Linked DNA regions of Homo sapiens: region 1 is linked to region 2. Evidence: chromatin contacts called from ENCODE Hi-C data. All regions are on one chromosome and are shown on one strand. Each heading gives the region's core, a stretch centred on a gene start or an enhancer-like site at or near the end of the contact. The rest is flanking DNA. Distances are from core to core; before and after follow the strand shown. Region 1 holds the start of VCAM1 (vascular cell adhesion molecule 1). Region 2 has its middle 41 kb from the start of AGL.

Region 1 (3,278 bases), core at 304-2,803, 910 kb before region 2:
TGTCAACACCAAAGTCAAATGATTGAAATGTTTCCAGATATTAACAATTATGTCTAAGAAGAACACTTTTATACTAATACATATTACTAATTATAGATCTACTTAATGTTTAAACTAATTTTAAGCATCAAATTGCATAAGAATAAATGAATAGAAAATCCCTGAAGGATGGAATTCATAAATCAATCAGACACATAAGCAAGTAAACATGTAAGGATGTAATCAAATGGAAATATTTTTTAATAAAACAAAAAGAAACTTAGAAATGATCATTTTACAGCTAAGGAAACCAGAGCCCAGAGAGGTTGAGTCTTATACATGGTCACTGTGTTTGTGGCAGAGGTAGAAATAGAAGCCAAGATTTGGATTCCTGCTCTCTCTCATGTTGGCCTTAGCTGTCCCTAGCTTTCCTGATGTTGTATGTTCTTTAGCCAAGAATCTGTACATGAATATCCATTTTAAAACTTTTTTTAAAATATCATTTTTAAAAAGTGATTTTAAAGTAAAATTGAGAGAAAAACAAAGATTTTCTAAAGCACTCACAGTAGATCTCCACCTGGATTCCTTTTTCCAATTTCCTAGATTCACAAGTTGCTGTGCACAGGTAAGAGTGTTCGTTCCCAAAACTAACAGGATTCATTGTCAGCGTAGATGTGGTCCCCTCATTCGTCACCTTCCCATTCAGTGGACTATCTATCTGGGTTCTCCAAGAGAAAAATGGGGACTCACAGCCTGTGGTGCTGCAAGTCAATGAGACGGAGTCACCAATCTGAGCAAGATATCTAGATTCTGGGGTGGTCTCGATTTTAAAAGCTTGAGCTGCAAAAGCAAAAAAAGACAGAAGCAAATTTACCACTAGTTTGTCTAGTATTCTCCTCCTTCTTCTCTGTATAATGTCTAAAATATGATCAGACTGATCTCTTTCCTAAGCTGCTTCAAACTAACTGCAAGGTAGCCAAAAAGCACCGAAGTCACTGCCAAAAAAGTTTATGGAATCATCTTCAGTAGAGAGAATTCTCAGTTCCAACCTTGATGCCCATTTATCAAAGCTGTTTTGTTATTTGCTAAGTTTGACCTCATTGTCAAGTATAGGAAACTAAAGAGACAGACCGACTAGAGACAGAATCCAAATTACTCAATTGCCTTTGGAAAAAAAGATACCAAAAACATCAATTTTCAGCTCTAACTATGACAGTACAATGGTATATAGCAAAACTCAATTGCATATTAAAAGTTAGACTAAATTAACTTTTCCTACTGTTTAAAATCCTAGTGTCTTTACTTCACTACTATCGCAAAACTGACTGAAGCCAAAACCAGGGCTAAAATTGAATGCTAACATTTGAAACAGATGAAGGGAAATAACTTACAAGCTGCAAACATTATCCAAAGTATATTTGAGGCTCCAAGGATCACGACCATCTTCCCAGGCATTTTAAGTTGCTGTCGTGATGAGAAAATAGTGGTTCCAAAACCCTTATTTGTGTCCCACCTGTGTGTGCCTGGGAGGGTATTCAGCTCCTGAAGCCAGTGAGGCCCGATGCAGATACCGCGGAGTGAAATAGAAAGTCTGTGCTTTATAAAGGGTCTTGTTGCAGAGGCGGAGGGAAATCCCTTCAAGGGGAAACCCAGGGCAGAGCCAGGGAAAAAAGTTTAACAGACACCCAGCCAAGTTCCACTATTAACCCCTTCAGTTGCTCTCACTGCTGAAGCTCCTCTCTCTGTCCTGGCAAAAGAAGACACTTCCAAGACTATAAAATACAGGCTTTTCCTCATCTTCGACTCCAAAAGGCTATCTTTACTGGAAAGATAAAGGACAATGCTGATTGCAGAATGAAGCTTTCTGAATCCAATGTGGGTTAAGGGGGTGGGGAGAGAAAAAATGGAGACAGAGTAGTAAATTCTACTCTGGTTTTTGAACTGGATAAATAACGACTATGCCATGTGAATTGATTTTCTCCATCAAGGAAATATGTTTGCAATTCTAAAAGAGATTAATTTTTTTCTCTTACAAGAGAAAGGAAAAAGTTATTTCTTTTGATGAGTCATTTTTTAAAAAAGGGACACCATAACTTCTTAGTTTTATATTTATTCATAAAAATAGTTCTTTTAGCAACAAACATCAACTTTTTGAAACTATTTTCTTGAGTAGAAAGTAAAGGACTGTAACTGAAATTGCTGCCAAAACAAGGGAAACAATTTTTTTTTGTTTTAGAAAAGTTACCAATAATTTGGTTAAATTGCTGGATAATTGGAATTTTTTTGCATACTTAAATGCAAGTGTATGGAATCCATCTGAAGTGGCAAATCTCTTGGGCTGTGAGATTTAACCGCAAACCCAGTTAAAAAATTAAAAATAATAGGTTTTTATTATAGGCAAGGGGACAATAACCAACTCTATGTTCCTTTTCCCCCCAGTGAAGTGCCTTTTTAAAAAAATCCCAATTAACTAACTGGCTTAGCCTTGCACACACATAGCCCAAGGCCTTGCAAAATGCTTGCCCATCAAAAAGAAACCGGAATAGCCACTTCCTTTTATTAAACACGTGCAGGTCTATCTCCCCCATTGGATCATCAGTTCCTCTCATGGTCAGGACCAGTTCTTGTTCATTGTTGTATCTACTTCTACAATATCTAATGCATGATTTTCCACTTAGTGGATACAAAAAATGCAATAATAAACGTTATACATTTGGAGAAGAAAATTCTAAATACTAGCAATAATATGTAAATACGGCATGAAAAAACTGTTAAATTCTACAAGAAAATTCTAAAGCTCAGAGACTCAATGGGATGTGTACAATAAACTTGTACTATATAACATTTGTACTCTGTAACAAAGGCCATAGCTGAGGTCTGGAATCTATAACTGTCCCTACCTGGTTGGAGAGGCTTCTGGATCTCCTCTTGGATACTGATGTGGCTCCCACTAAAAGACAAGGAGGGAAAAATAAGTTGGAGATGCTGTTCTAGGGTGTGGGGATATATAGGTATGACTTCACCTACCAAATATCTAGGGATCAGAAAAATTGATTCAGGAAATACTAGCTTATAAACAAGTAACCCAGAGGTCCTTTACAGTGTTTGTGTCATCATCATGTAAATTCACTACTTAACTTCAGAATAGATCAAAAGGGTATTATGGAGTTTTAATATGTTCCTTTGAGGCTCAAAGACAATGGCCAATAGGATCCTTGGGATCATTATGACCAAGCTATGTTGTTCTGAGTTTGGATATGATTCGAAGCTTGCAACATTGGAGAAATGCCTAATCTATT
Region 2 (3,250 bases), core at 524-3,023:
GGTTCTACTTCTCCCTCTGACCTCATCACCCACCACTCTTTCCTTTTCTTTCTTTAAACTTTTATTTCTTATTTTTAAAATTTTCTCTGTGAGTCTAGCAAATGATCCCATTCTCACTGTACTCCAAGCAGGCTGGCCATGTTGCTATTCCTTGAATGTAACAAACATGCTCTTGCTGTTTTCTCATTCTGGAATAATCTTTTCCCCATATTTCTACATAGCTCACCTTTTCAATTGATTCAGATCTTTGCTCATATTAACTCCTCAGGTGATTACATATTATTGTGATTTGTATGGGTATATAGTTGGCAAAAGATAATGTTAAAAATTTACCAACGCTTGGGCAGAAATGGTGGCTCACACCTGTAATCCTAGCAGTTCGGGGAGCTGAGCTGGGCAGAATGCCTGAGCTCAGGAGTTGGAGACCAGCCTGGGCAACATGGTGGAACTTGGTCTCTACAAAAATACAAAAATTAGCTGGGCTTGGTGGCGCATGCCTGTAGTCCCAGCTACTTGGGGGACTGAGGTGGGAGGATTGCACCTGTGGTCCCAGCTACTTGTGGGGCTGAGGTGGGAGAATCACTTGAGCTTGGGAGATAGAGGCTACAGGGAGCTGTGTTTATGCCACTGCACTCCATCCTGTGTGACAGAGTGAGACCCTATCTCAGAAAAAAAAAAAAAAAAAAGAAAGAAAGAAATTTACCAACCCTCCAAGACTAGCCAACTATTGGACCATTGTCATTTATATAAAACAAACACAACCATTTTAGATTTGATGAGGCACTTTCAAACTCTTTGGCCCATCTATTAGCAAAAGGGAATGTTATATTACCTAGAAAAAGAACGTAGCTGGGCACAGAGGGTCGTGCCTGTAATCCCAGCACTTTGGGAGGTTGAGGTGGGAGGATAGCTTGAGTCCAGGAGTTTGAGACCAACCTGGGCAATATAGTGAGACCTTGTCTATGAAAAAAAGAAAACCTAAACATATAAGGAACTTTCACTTTTGTAACACCAAACTGCCTTTGTAGAATATCTCAGGATTAAACAAATTCGAACAGTGCCAGTTATTAACCCCTTTGGATATGGACTAATTAAGAAGATATGAGACAATCAGAAAAGGTCTTATTAAGATTTCTCGGTTTATACATAAACTCAGATAATAAAACCTCTCTCGTAATACAACTTTGGAGCACTCAATTCTGTTGAGTTATCTCCTCTTTTATTAATGCCAGATCTAGTCACTCTGACTGGGTAATGCTAACTATGGAATTCTGTACAGTGTACGTGTGAATATATGCACTGTATATATATGTGAGGCATGCCTATATGGTGTTAAGCCTTTATCCTTAATGTCTCTCATTTGTGGAAATAATATTCCTTCTTTTATTTGACACTTATTTTCCCCTGGGATTTCCCCAGTGGTATCAACTCTGAACTAGGCAGGCTTCACAGCAGACCAAGTATGACATTGTTTTAATTAACGCCACTCTGAAATATTTGGCTGTGAGTACTTGATAAGGGAAGGCTTCATAAGTATTTCAGGAGGTCTCATTCTCCCGCCTTAAGACCCTTACTACTCTTCTAGGAATTGGGGGAGGAATACAGTGAACTGTCTATGTCCTCACTCTTCAGTGGTAATACTTTATGGGTAGTGCTTCAGGGATGAGTGTGTGGAAAGATTCTAGTTACCTCCCCCTTTCCTTCCAGCAGTCAGACAGAAAGGAAAACGTGGGTGGCCATATAGGGAGATAAACTTGCTCTTCCATGCCCTCAGTTACACGTAACACTTAAAATTTCTTGGCATCTACTGCCACCGTGTGGTTATTTACATTTACTGACTTTAATGTGTTTCCCTTTTAAGGCTGGTCCGAAACAAAAATACAAGGAATTCTAGTTTGTTTTAGTATCCTTCAGCCTCAGATTGTTCCCAAGTCCCTCTAGGTTCTCTGTGCTCTTACACTGACGAGAAGATTCCACTACTAAATACTTTCTTCTTCTCTTATGTTACGCTCTACTAAAGCATGCTGCTGATACTCCAGTGACTTTCAGAGTTTTTGATGAACCAGTTTGAGGCAGAAAGATTCTAAAATGGGCTCCATATGTCCCTGTCCCTGATATTATGGCTTATGTAATCCCTTCACAGGAGTGTGGATGAGACCTGTGACTAGCTTTTAACCAACAGAATATGGCTGAGGTGATGGGATGTCACACTGCAATTACACTGGACAGTATTGTAACTTCTGTATTGCTAACAGACTCTCTTTTTTAGTTTTATTTTTTAATTTTTGTGGGTATAGTAGGTGTATATATTTATGGGGTACATGAGATGTTTTGATTACAGGCATGAAATGTGATATAACCACATCATGGAGAATAGGGTATCCATCCCCTCAAGCATTTATTCTTTGAGTAACAAACAATCCATTTACACTCTTTGAGTTATTTTAAGATGTGCAATTAAGTTATTATTAACTATAGTCACTCTGTTGTGCGATAGCACAACAGATAAATGATAAAATAGGTAAATGATAAAATAGGTCTTATTCATTCTTTCTATTTTCTTGTACCCATTAACCATTCCCACCTTCTCCCTGCCCCACACACTATCCTTCCCAACCTCTGGTAACTGTCCTTTTACTTTCTATGTCCATGAGTTCAACTGTTTTAATTTTTATATCACACAAATAAGTGAGAACATGCAGTGTTTGTCTTTGTGTGCCTGGCTTATTTCACTTAGTAAAATGATCTCCGGTTCCATCTGTGTTGTAGTAAGTGATGGGATCTTATTCTTTTTATGGCTGAATAGTATTCCATTGTGTATATGTATAACATATTCTTTATCCATTCATCTGTTGGTGGACACTTAGTTTGTCCAAATCTTAGCTATTGTAAACAGTGCTGCAGCAAACATAGGGGTGCAGATATCTCTTCAATATACTGACTTCATTTCTTTTGGGTATACCCAGCAATGGGATTGCTGGATCATATAGTAACTCAATTTTTAGTTTTTTGAGGAACCACCAAACTGTTCTCCATAGTGGTTGCGCTAATTTACATGCTAGCAGACTCTCTTGATCGCCTTCTGGGTTTGCATGCATGAAGCAAGCAGCCATGCTAGGGAGACTCAGTGAAAAGAAACTGAGGGTGGCTGCTGGCTGTCAGCTGCAAGAAATTGAGGCTCTCAGTCCAACAAAACACAGGGAATTGTAACAACCACATGAACTTGGAAGCAGATCATCCTCTTCGGTTG

Evidence for each region. A loop is a pair of places that touch in the nucleus more often than their neighbours do. Pooled maps may share reads with other maps.
Region 1: a loop to region 2 is called in a pooled map, with 2.1 times the contacts of the local background. The contact joins the promoter of VCAM1 here to the enhancer-like site in region 2. A Hi-C loop is called at or near these places in 1 of 37 single-sample maps with no recorded cell type and 1 of 50 pooled maps.

What each region holds. Positions count from the first base shown.
Region 1 is chr1:100,718,017-100,721,294 of GRCh38, reverse strand. It overlaps VCAM1 (vascular cell adhesion molecule 1), which reads right to left and starts at 1,553. Exons shown (of 9, transcript NM_001078.4): 1 at 1,371-1,553; 2 at 544-819. The coding sequence starts at 1,434.
Region 2 is chr1:99,807,399-99,810,648 of GRCh38, reverse strand. No RefSeq gene overlaps it. Among named protein-coding and RNA genes, the nearest start is that of AGL, 41 kb to the left of the region's middle. RefSeq lists an enhancer at 875-1,375. Within about 2 kb of position 1,773, at least 4 of the 41 ENCODE cell types and tissues checked have a DNase peak (open chromatin) inside an H3K27ac peak, as active enhancers do.